2 separate regions of the Homo sapiens genome follow, and region 1 is linked to region 2. Evidence: chromatin contacts called from ENCODE Hi-C or POLR2A ChIA-PET data. All regions are on one chromosome and are shown on one strand. Each heading gives the region's core, a stretch centred on a gene start or an enhancer-like site at or near the end of the contact. The rest is flanking DNA. Distances are from core to core; before and after follow the strand shown. Region 1 overlaps MDS2 (myelodysplastic syndrome 2 translocation associated). Region 2 overlaps TCEA3 (transcription elongation factor A3).

The links. A loop is a pair of places that touch in the nucleus more often than their neighbours do. ChIA-PET counts read pairs that join two places held with the same protein, here RNA polymerase II (POLR2A). Pooled maps may share reads with other maps.
Region 1: a loop to region 2 is called in a pooled map, with 2.2 times the contacts of the local background. The contact joins two enhancer-like sites. A Hi-C loop is called at or near these places in 2 of 50 pooled maps. POLR2A ChIA-PET finds 5 or more read pairs at or near these places in 3 of 52 experiments (IMR-90, WTC11 and activated CD4-positive, alpha-beta T cell).

Annotation. Positions count from the first base shown.
Region 1 is chr1:23,631,550-23,637,872 of GRCh38, forward strand. The region is part of intron 4 of MDS2 (myelodysplastic syndrome 2 translocation associated); the gene reads left to right. Among named protein-coding and RNA genes, the nearest start is that of MDS2, 7.4 kb to the left of the region's middle. Within about 2 kb of position 3,567, at least 22 of the 41 ENCODE cell types and tissues checked have a DNase peak (open chromatin) inside an H3K27ac peak, as active enhancers do.
Region 2 is chr1:23,398,857-23,404,902 of GRCh38, forward strand. The region is part of intron 5 of TCEA3 (transcription elongation factor A3); the gene reads right to left. Among named protein-coding and RNA genes, the nearest start is that of TCEA3, 23 kb to the right of the region's middle. RefSeq lists an enhancer at 5,174-5,223. Within about 2 kb of position 4,260, at least 31 of the 41 ENCODE cell types and tissues checked have a DNase peak (open chromatin) inside an H3K27ac peak, as active enhancers do.

The sequences.
Region 1 (6,323 bases), core at 2,317-4,816, 230 kb after region 2:
TCCCAGCACTTTGGGAGGCTGAGGCCGGCGGATCACTTGAGGTCAGGAGTTCGAGACCAGCCTGGCCAACATGGTGAAACCCTGTCTCTACTAAAAATACAAAAATTAGCTGGGCATGATGGCATGTGCCTGTAATCCCAGCTACTTGGGAGGCTGAGGCAGGAGAATCGCTTGAACCCAGGAGGCAGAGGTTACAGTGAGCCAAGATCGCACCACTGCACTCCAGCCTGGGCGACAGAGTGAGACTCCGTCACAAAAAAAAAAAAAAATTTTTTTTGAAAGAAAATATGGTTATTTGGGGGTAGAGGGATTTGGGGAGATAGTTTTTCTTCTTTGCACATCGTGTATTTTATTTACTTTCCTATAATGAGCATCTACCACTTTTACAAAACTAATGAATTGATATCAAAATAAAATACAGCTCTTGTCACACAAAATGTTTAAATTAAAAAAATAAACAATAGTTGTCTTGATAGTTTAAAAAGATAGAAGACAACACAAATACCTGTGAGTAGAGAACTGAGCAAGTAAATTATAGTAGTCATACAAACATTGCACCCCCGTTTAAAAATATGTTATAGAAAAGATATTTACAGTAATTTGGTGAGTGAAAAAACAGGCCATAAAACAGACTGTAGAGTATTAACCCATTTTTGAAAAAAAATGTATATATGTTGCCCACCCATAGAAAAAACTGGAAATATCCATGCCAAAATGTTAGCAGTGGTATTCTTTGGAAAATGGAATGACAGGTGTTTTCCCTCCCTTCCTTTTGCTTATTTATATGTCATAAATCAGTTTTATCCAGTAGAACTTTCTGGGATGATGGAAATGTTCTCTATCTGCCTTGTTCAATATTATCATAGCCATTAGCCACATACAGAATACTTCACATATGGCTAGTTGGCCAGGCCCTGTGGCTCATGCCTGTAATCCCAGCACTTTGGGAGGTCCAGGTGGGCAGATCACTTGAGCCCAGGGGTTTGAGACCAGCCAGGGCAACATAGCAAAACCCTATCTCTATAAAAAAATACAAAAATTAGCTGGGTGTGGTGGTGTGTGACTGTAGTCCCAGCTACTTGGGAGGCGGAGGTGGGAGGATTGCCTGAGCCCAGGAGGTTGAGGCTGCAGTGAGCCATGATTGCACCACTGCACTCCAGCCTGGGCAACAGAGCAAGACCCTGCCTCAAAATAAAATAAATAAATGTGGCTAGTGAGACTGAAAAATGAAATTTTTATTGTATTTAATTCTAATTAATTTAAACTTAAGTGGCCACATGTGGCTAGTGGTTACTGCATTGGACAGCATAGTTCTCAAATGTTTACGAAGAACACACATATTGGCTTTGCAAAGAGGGAAAAGAGAGCTTTTCTTCCTTTTTTTTCCCTTGTGTGTTTATTTGTTCTGCCCTGGCTTCTTGAAGAGCTCCTCTGAAATCCCAGGGAGAGGCAGTGAATGCAAGGGCTTTGCAAACTGTTAAGTGCTGTACTCAGGAGATGCTGCTGTATGAGACTCTTTTTCCCCTTGCCTGGAACCCTTTTTCTCCTCTCCTCATGGGCTCCCAGCTAAGGTAGAGCCCTGACCAGAGAAAGCATCTTTGGGTGGTCTCTCAAGGGGGAACAGGGTATCCTGGGGTCTGGCCCCTGCAGCTAAGGCCCTCTCCTGAAAAGACTTTCCAGAAGGCATTCATTCACTCATGTATTCATTCAACAACCATTACTAACCATTCTCCTTCTCACCAGTCACTGCACTAGGCCCTGGGTACAGTGGCGTGGCTTAAAATCTAGGCTTTGGGAGGTATGGAGTGGTAACTGACAGGGCTGGGACACAGAAGGCCAGCTCAGCCACCCGTGGGCATGCCCCTTAATTTTCCTAAACCTCTATTTTTCTCTTCTGTAAAAGCAGGAAAATAGTGACACTGTCTTGCCAATCCCCTAGGGTCAATCAGGGCTGAGAAAGTTAATTACAGAGGCCTGCAGAGATATTCGTGATCAAAGAATATGCCTTCCTGGGAGAATAAGCGGGTAGTGACAGCCAGCTCCAATGCCCATGTAGATATTATTATTAATAATATTTTATCAGCCAGGCGCGGTGGCTCACGCCTGTAATCCCAGCACTTTGAGAGGCCGAGGCAGGCAGATTACGAGGTCAGGAGATCGAGACCATCCTGGCTAACAGAGTGAAACCTCATCTCTACTAAAAATACAAAAAATTAGCCAGGCGTGGTGGCAGGCGCCAGTGGTCCCAGCTACTCGAGAGGCTGAGGAAGGAGAATGGCGTGATCCCAGGAGGCGGAGCTTGCAATGAGCCAAAATCGAGCCACTGCACTCCAGCCTGGGCGACAGAGCAAGACTCCGTCTCAAAAAAAAAAAAAAAAAAAAAATTAGCCGGGCGTGGTGGCACACGCCTGTAGTCCCAGCTACTTGAGAGGCTGAGAATTGCTTCAACTTGAGAAGTGGAGGTTGCAGTGAGCCAAGATTGCACCACTGCACTCCAGCCTGGGTGACAGAGCAAGACTCCGTCTCAAAAATAAATAAATAAAATAATAATAATAATATTTTATCACAACACATCACAGTTTCTTTAAGAGTAGTTAAAATATCAACCTTAAGGAAACCAGGAAAAGGGTGTTATCATTCATCCATACAGCATTTGTTGATTCCCACTGAAGTTCCAGGCCAAGGTGGGGTAGGGGATCAGTCTGGGAATGGGGACCTGACATGCGAGAAAGACACATAAGGAAATATTCCCTTTTTATTCATTCACTCCTCTGGCATATGCCAACCCTCTGGGGACATAATGAAAGACATCCACAGCCTTGCTCTCAGGAAGCTTTTAAAGGAAGTGGGGAGGCAGATATTCCTCAAATAGCCATTCAACTGCATATTATAAACGGTGATAAGGGTTAAGGAGAGGAAGTACAGAGTGCTATGAAGACATCATGGGGGACCTTGATGTACTTGGTGGTGGGAGGGTCAGAGATGGCATCTCTGGGGAGGTCAGCATCTAAAGGAGTTGAATAAGGACTGATAGGGTGGGGAAAGAGGGTCCAGGAGGCAGAAACAGCATGTGCCAAGGCCCTGAGCTGGGAGAGGGCAGGGTGCTTGTGAGGCCAGTGTGGCTGGAACCCAGCTGGCAAAGGAAGGGGTGCGTTATGCAGCTGAGGCTCTAGTGGACCATACTTAGGAGCCAGTGAAGGCTTCAGGGAAGGACAGTGAGGACAGCTGTCCATTCTGGATGGAACACTGGAGGGGCAGAGTGGGCGAGGCATGGGCACAATGGCAGCTGGTGCCAGGGAGGCAGCAATGGGGTGGAGAGAAGGGGAGAGTGGGTGCGTAATGAGCGCGATGGCAGCCTGTGTCAGGGAGACAGCAGGGGGTTGAGAGAAGGGGAGAAATTTGAGGGCTGCTTGGGAGGTAAGTGGGGCAAGACGTGGGGTTGGATTGGCCCTGGGAGAGGTGGCACGAGAGGTCCCAGTGGGTAAGCTCTGTGACCCAGGAAGGGCTGGCTAAATCTGACCTGGGGAAGGCCTCCCAGATGGAGCACATCTCCCCGGTATCGTGAAATAGGTTGCAGCACCCCTAGTGGAGAAAAAGGGGAAAGACAGTCTATCCCTGGCGAGCAGAAATTCAGCTGGGAGTTGTCAGTGAAACGAAACTAACATTGAGTATGGACCGTGTACCAAGCCCTTTCTAAGTGCTTTACCTTCATCACCTCATTTAATCCTCCCAACAACTCTACAAGGTCGATGCTATTATCACTCTCATTTTACAGATGAGGAAGCTGAGGCTCAGAGAGGTGCTGCCACTGGGATGCGGACTCCAGGAAGCCTGACCCCGTCCTGCCTTTTAATCACGGCATCATACTGCTCTTGTGGTTTGGGATGATTAGAACCTGAGAGAGTTGGAGAGGGGAAGGAGCGGGTTGAGTCTGAGCCTAAGAAATGGGCTGGGACCAAATCCCGGGGGGCTGCTGGTGTTAGACTTGGGGGTGTTGACATCATTGCAGATGAGTGGGTAGCACATTCTTAGGGAGAGGGTGGTGGGATCACGTGTGCTTTTCTGAGAAGTCACTCTGGGATGGGGCAGAGAAGAAGTAAAAAAAAAAAAAAAAAACAGAAAAAAAAACAGAGGAGAGACAGTGAGGCAGGGCATGGGTGAGTACAAGGCCAGGGCAGCAGGGCTCTGGGAAGGGTGAACACCAGGCAGACAGTTCCAAGGTAGATCTAACAGGTGACTAGGTGGTGGGAGGTGAGGGGTGAACAATCAAATGTGGGTAAAGGGTCACGTTGGTTTTATTCATTCACTCAGCAAACTTTTTTTTTTTTTTTTTTTTTAGATGGAGTCTTGCTCCGTGGCCCAGGCTGGAGAGCAGTGGCGCCATCTCAGCTCGCTGCAACCTCCACCTCCCGGGTTCAAGCGATTCTCCTGCCTCAGCCTCCCAAGTAGCTGGGATTACAGGCACGCGCCACCATGCCCGGCTAATTTTTGTTATTTTTTCATAGAGATGGGTTTTCACCATGTTGGCCAGGCTGGTCTCGAACACCTGACCTCAAGTGATCTGCCCACCTCAGCCTCCCAAAGTGTTGAGATTACAGGTGTGAGCCATGTGCCTAGCCCACTTAGCAAACCTTTATTGAGCACCTACTATGTGCCAGGTCTCGAACAAAGTGCTAAGAACATAGAGAAAAAGGATGGGATTGCTGGCCAAGAAGGGACATGGGAGAGGAGAAGGGAAGGGAAGACAGTGATGGATCCGGCTGGGGATGTACTGAGTTGGCGGGGCAGGGGACAGCCAAGGGGCAACAGCCAAGGGGCAGCTGAACACATGGTCTGAGACTCAGGAAAGAGGTAGAATTTGAGATGCAGGATTTTAAAAATCAAATCTCGAGCACAACTTGGTAAACTTACTGAAAATCATTGACTTGTACCCTTAAAGTGAGTGAATTGTATGATCTATAAGTAATACCTGGATAAAGTTTTCAAAATACAATTAGGGAAAAACCCAAGAAGTCTCAAAGTTCCTAGGAAATCATGAAACAAGGAGGAAGAGAACATTCCAGTCAGAGGGCAGAGGGTGTGAGTGAAACCTGGAGGCCTGGCTGGAGTGGGCACGAGGTGTGGCTGAAACCAGGGGTGCTTAGCGGGGATAGACGGAGCTGCAGCCTCGCCCTTGAGTGGGTTGTACCAGTCATGTCACTGAGCACTGACGCTGCGCTCTGCATCCTGGAGAAAATCAATCTTCCAACAACCCCAGAAGAAGGGATGCCAGATGAGGAAACTGAGGTTCAGAGAGGTTAAGTAGCTTACCCAGTCACATTGCTATTAAGGAGGTATATATATATATATATATTTATATGGAGACGGAGTCTTGCTCTGTCGCCCAGGCTGGAGTGCAGTGGCTGGATCTCAGTTCACTGCAAGCTCCTCCTCCCAGATTCACGCCATTCTCCTGCCTCAGCCTTGCGAGTAGCTGGGACTACAGGCGCCCACCACCACGCCCGGCTAATTTTTTGTATTTTTAGTAGAGACGGGGTTTCACCTGTTAGCTAGGATGGTCTTGATCTCCTGACCTTGTGATCCACCGGCCTTGGCCTCCCAAAGTGCTGGGATTACAGGCGTGAGCCACCGCACCTGGCTTTTTTTTTTTTTTTTTTTTTTTTGGAGTCTCGCTTTGTCACCCAGGCTGGAGTGCAGTGGCACAATCTCGGCTCACTGCAACCTCTGCTTCCCGGGTTCAAGCAATTCTCGTGCCTCAGCCTCCTGAGTAGCTGAGATTACAGGTGCCCGCCACCAGGCCGGGCTAATTTTTGTATTTTTAGTAGAGATAGGGCTTCAGCCTGTTGGCCGGGCTGGTCTTGAACTCCTGACCTCATGACCCACCCACCTCGGCCTCCCAAAGTGCTGGGATTACAGGCATGAGCCACCGCGCGCAGCTTAAGGGGGTAGAATCTGAGATCCATCAGCTCTAGAGTTTGGGATCTTGAGTAACAGTTTCGCCACGTTTAACAAATGTCCGGGGCCTGGAACGGAGACACTGGCGCTTCTATCGCGCCATCTGCTGGCCAAAACGTAGAGCTCAACTGGCGACGGAAAGGCGTTGGTTCCCAGGCTTGACAGGATTCCCTTCTGCCCTCTTCTCAACTGTTTCTCCCAACAGCCCTGAGTGGGTGGTAGGCAGGAATTGTCCAGCCTCATCTTACCAATGAGGAGACCAAGGCTTGGAGAGAAGAGGCGACTTCTCAAAGATGATCCAGAGGAGTAAAGGAGGCCCCGGGATTCAAACCCCCCTCCGTGAGGTGCTCTCCACCTCCCGCTGTCCT
Region 2 (6,046 bases), core at 3,010-5,509:
TCCTGGGCTCAGGCAATCCTCCCACCTTAGCCTCCAAGGAGCTGGGACCACAGGAGCACGCCATCATGCCTGGCTAATTTTTACCTTTTTTTGCAGAGATGGGATCTCACCATGTTTCCCAGGCTGATCTAAAACTCCTGGACTCAAGCAATCCATCTGCCTTGGCCTCCCAAAGTGCTGGGATTACAGGTGTGAGCCACCACACCCAGCCAACACCTATGCTATAATCTATGATGTACTATCTAAGAATTATCTCATTCAGGTTTTGTTTATATATATGTATATATGTATATATATATATATATATATATATATATATATATCCATATGTGCACAGACATTTAGAAGGCTAACTATGTGGCTCAATCTGTCATAACAAAATATCAGACTGGGAGGCTTCACTAGCAGAAATTTATTTCTCATGGTTCTGGAGGCTGGGAAGCCCAAGATCAAGTTGCTGGCCAATTTGCTTTCTCATGAGGGCTCTCTCTTTGCTTGTGAATGGCAGTCTTCTCATTGTATTCACATGGTGTCTCTTCTCATAGGGACACTAATCCTATTGGATCAGGGCTCCACCCTTATGACCTCATTTAACCTTAATGAAGGCCCTATCCCCAAATACAGTCACAATGGGGTTTGGGATTTCAACATATGAATTTTAGGGGGTCACAAACATTCAGCCCATAATACCATGTTAATAGCAATTATCTCTCTGAGGTGGAATGATAGGAGATTTTCATTTTCTTCGTTTGCTTATGCCTATTTGCTAAATCTTCTATACAGAATTTATCTACTTTTGCGATGTGAGAAACCTTTTTTTTTTTTTTTTGAGAGGGTGTCTCACTCTGTCATCCAGGCTGCCAGGCTGGAGTGCAGTGGCACAATCTTGGCTCACTGTAACCTCCACCTCCCGGATTCAAGTGATTCTCCTGCCTCAGCCTACCTAGAAGCTGGGATTACAGGCATGCACCACCACGCCCAGCTAATTTTTGTATTTTTAGTAGAGATGGGGTTTTGCCATGTTGGCCAGGCTGGTCTTGAACCCCTGACTTCAGGTGATCCACCTGCCTTGGCCTCCCAAAGTGTTGGGATTACAGGCATGAGCTACTGTGCCCGGCCAAAAAAATGCATTCTTGGCAGAAATGATGGAAGTGTAGAAGGCCAAGGTTTGCATGGGCAATGTCAAAGGGCTCAATGCAGCTGGAGCGTGAGGGTGAGGGAGCTTGTAAGAAGGAGAGGGAGTTGGAGAGAAAGGATCTAACCAGACTCTGGGGTTTGTTAAGGATGGTAAAACAAAAGCCACCATTTACCACTGCTCTGCTGTTTATTCTTTTTGGTAACCCTAAAAGTCACAAATTACTGGGCCCATTTTACAGATGATGGAATGGAGCCTTGAAGAAGTGAAGTGTGTCAATCATAGCTCACTGCAATCTCGAACTCCTGGGCTCAAACAATCCTCCTGCCTCAGCCTCCCAAGTAGCTAGGACTGACTACAGGCAGATGCCGCCACACCAGGCTTTTTTTTTTTTTTTGTAGAAATGGGGGTCTCAATATGTTGCTCAGGCTGGACTCAAACTCCTGGCCTCAAGTGATCCATTCGCCTTGGCCTCCCAATGTGCTGAGATTACAGGCATGAGCCACTGTGCCTGGCAAGACTTTGTGATAGTTGCACAACTCCCTCCCTCCCAAGATGTTTTTGCACTATTCTTTAGGGTAGGAGCCAGGAAGTCAGGAAGTCTCTGTCTTCATTCCTCTGCTCTTCTCACCTCCTTTTTCAATAACCCATCAGAATCTGCCAGCCAGCCCCTATATCTCTGTTGAGAAAAAAGTGGACTCATCAGAGTTGAAAAAATTAAGGTCCCCTCCTGGAGTGAAATTAAGACCCACTCGAGGGTCTTACCAAACTGAGCCCTTGTGGAAGCGCCCAGAGAGCTGCTGCATTTCCTCACTCCAGGAGGCACCATTTACATTAGTAGCTTGGTACCTCCTGTAATTATACAGTGCACAGCCTGGGCAGCTGCGCCAGGCAGCCTTGGGGCCTGGATCCACAGCTGCTTCTCATGTTCACTTTCAGGCTGTGGACATGCTACTTCCTTTCAGGAAGAAGAGGATTCTGGACTTCTGACAAAGTCTCTCAGGCCCAGGGAGTTGTGTCTGAGAGTGAGGCTAACTGAGTAGCCCAGGCTTCTCAGGATCAACAACCTGGAGTTACCAGAGAATCCCATCCAACATCCTGCTGGGCACAGCTCAGTGTGGACTCTGCTGGTGACCTCCCTGTCCCCCACCTCTTGCTGTTTGGCCTGACCTTGGATCTCCTCTTTCACCCCAGACCCCTGGACCTTTGGGATTTTTGCATTCTCTAGAGACTTGAGGTTCCTCAAAAGTGCCTCCATGCATACCGGTGAGGTGGGCTGGGGATGGTAAACTCTGTTCTTGTAAGGTTTACATTTTGAATTTCTAAAAATTTTGTCCAAAGGGATTCATTTCCTAGCTTTTATTTATTTTTAATGCAGTTTGAAACTTACTGTCCTAGATTAATCTAGCCTTAATTCTACCCGACCCTGCCTGACAACTGGGTTGCCTGGCAGCATGGTGGAGGGACAGGGAAGCTGAGATCCAAGCAGATTTCTCCTGGAGTCAGATTGCAGCAGGAGGTTTGGGTGAGGAAAGGCTGGACAGGGCGTGAACTCGCGGGGCTGTTGGCATCCAAAACGGATGTTCCTGCCCCCAAGCCTGATCCTGGTCACAGGGTTCCCACCTGAACAGTCACAATAGCCCCAAAACTGGTTTCCCTGTGTCCTCTTCCCCCACTATAATCCATTTGCCAAAGAGCCGCCAGAGGGACTTTTCAAAAATTCACAGCGGATCAAGTCACTCCCCTGCCTCTAACCCTCCAACACAGGGGTTCCCACCCCCTGGGGCCACGGACTGGTACCAGTCTGTGGCCTGTTAGGAACCGGGCCACACATCAGGAGGTGGGCCCTGTTGTGAACTGCGCATGTGAGGGATCTAGGTTGCACGCTCCTTACGAGAATCTAATGCCTGATGATCAGAGGTGGAACAGTTTCGTCTTGAAACCATCCCCTACAAACCCTGGTCCATGGAAAAACCGTCTTCTATGAAACCAGTCCCTGGTGCCAAAAAGGTTGGGGACTGGTGGTGTAACAGCTTCCAATTATTTTTAGCATAAAGTAAAACTCCTGGCCGGGTGCAGTGGCTCATGCCTAAAGTCCCAGCACTTTGGCAGATCGAGGTGGGAGGATCACTTTGGTCAGGAGTTTGAGACCAGCCTGGCCAACATGGCGAAACACTGTCTGTACTAAACATATAAAAATTAGCTGGGTATGGTGGCGCATGCCTGTAATCCCAGCTACTCAAAAGGCTGAGGCACAAGAATCGCTTGAACCCGGGAGGTGGAGGCTGTAGTGAGCTGAGATCATGCCATTGCACATCAGCCTGAGTGACCGAGTGAGACTGTGTTTCCAAAAAAACAAACAAAAACAAAACCAAAAGCTCACCACAGCCTCCCAGCCCCTGCACGTCCTGCCCCTACCCACTTTCTGATGTAATCTCATGCCATGCTCTCCGCATGGTTTACGGAAGGCCTCCACAGCACTGCTTCTTTCTGTTCCTTAAACATACCCATCCCTCCCACTGCCGGGCCTTTGCACAGGCTGGTCTTCCTTCCTGGAATGCTCTTCCTCCTCCAGGTCTCAGCTCGCATGAGGGAGGCCTTCCCTCACCACCTCAGCTGAGGCTGATGGTCCCCGCCCTGTAATTCTCTAGCACATCACCTGATTTCTCGCTTTTACAGCACTTATCCAAGTGTATGATTAGCTTGTTTATGTGTTTATAAACATCGTCTGCCTCCATCTCCAGATTACAGGCTCCAGAGTATTGGGACCCTGTCACGGGTTCACCACTGCATTCCAGCTCCTGTAACAGTGCTCTAGGTGGACACTTGATACATCATTGCTAAATGGATGGATAAATGAATAAATGAATGAATACATGATGAATTGAGGAACTGACCACAGAGAGATGAAAGGCACACCCAGAGGGTCCCCCAGGGCTGAAATGTGGAAAGAGGAAGGTCCTCTTTGGAAGGACAGTGGCCCCACTCTCTGGGCCTAAGAGAGGGATCTCTCTCTCTGGGAGTACGAGAGGGATCTCTCTCAAAGCCAGCCTCTGTCAACTCCCAGGACCCAGGCAACGCCATCTCCTGCAGCTGGGATGGTGTCTCGCTGACCTGTGCGTGCCATTGCACATTCTCAACAGCTATGACTCACCACAGGAAAACTGTCAGGGGAGCCTGCAGCATGCTGCTTTGAAGGAGCCCCAACGAATGACAGTAATAATGGTGGTCGTTTTTGAAACGACTGCACTGAGTTGGTTTACTTATTAAGAACCTAGTCTCTGGAGCCAAACTCCCAGGTTCACAGCCTGAGACCAACACTTTGTAGCTATGTGACCTTGGGTGAGTTCCTTAACCCCTAGGTGCCTCAGTTTTTTTCACACGTAAAATCGGAATAATAATAGTACCCATCTTATGGGGCAGATGAAAGCAACTAAGTGACAAAGTATTAGGCAGTTTACATAGATAACCAGGTTTCATATGAGTATTATTACAAAGTATTATGTATTTATTGAGCATTTACATGGTTTGGGAACAGTGCTGGGTATTTCATTACCTCATTTAATCCTCACAATGACCTTGAAAGGGGTTCATAATTGTCTCCATTTTACAGATCAGTAGACTGAAGCTCAGAGAGCTGAACTGAATTATCCATCCAAGTTACTGCCCCAAGTTATCCATCCAACTAGCAAAGGGTATAGTCAGACCACGAACCTGCCTGTCGCCCTTCCAAATTCTTTTCAACACATCAACTGTGTCTTTAAAAGAGAGGTTTCCAGAGTCCTCCTACCTGAGCAAGACTAGGCTGTTTGGAGCATTTCTTCCCACCTTCCTGGCAGGGCACACCCAGCCCTGGTCCCGCCTCCCCGGTTAGGAGCTGGCTGGCTGGCTGGAATTCGTGTCTGGGCAGCATTTCAGGCAGCCACACTCATTTTGCTTTCAATGCACACGCCTGGGAACTGAGCCAAACTGCAGAGAGGGCATCATCGGCCGGGGTGGGAGGTTGGATTTATCAACAGCTTCCTTCTGCTCCCCGGATGTGCCCGCACCGCACCAGTCCTTAGAAAATCCTCCTGCCCCAGGTCTGAGTAGAGGCATCTGGAGGCCGGGCCCGCTGCTTCTGTGCGCCACCTCGAGGGCATTTCAGTTACTGCATCAGCGAGCATGCTCTGCAAATGGCAAATCATTCTGATAGCCAGGTAAAAGGACAACTGAGAACAGTCAACTTTCTCCCCTGTCAACATGGTATCCTCCGTGGTCTGCTTCCTGGTACTCCAGCTACAGTTCCCAGAGCATCGTGCTCACTCCCACTTCCACACCTTTGGGTGTGCCATTTCTTTCTGCTTGAAATGACTCTCCTGACTCGCCTCCCAAACTCCTCCTATTGACTTTCCATTCTCAGCTCAAATACTTTCTCTTCCACGAAGCCTCCTTTGACTTTTATAGTCATATTGAGACATGCTTCCTATGTTCCCACGGTGTTTTATACCTACCCCTTTCTAAAAACATGCATTTTGGTGTCTGCCTCTGCACTCATGGTTAGCCCTAAGAAGGGAGAGGTGATGAGTTTCAACCTTTGCCTGGCCTTACAGGTCAAAAATGGGTGAGCTACAAATATGTTTTGTCTCCCTATTGTGTCTTAGAAAAATGTGAATATGTTGCTGATACTGAAAACTGGGAGTTTTGGCCAGGCGCGGTGGCTCACACCTGTAATCCCAGCACTTTGGGTGGTTGAGGCAGGAGGATTTCTTGAGCCCAGGAGTTCGAGACCAGCCTGGGCAACAAAGTGAGACTCTGTCTCTACAAAAAAAAAATTTTTTTTAAGTTAGCTGGGTGTGGTGGTGTGCACCTGTGGTCCTAGCTACACGGGAGGCTGGAGCAGGAGGATTGCTTGAGCCCAGGAGGTTGAGG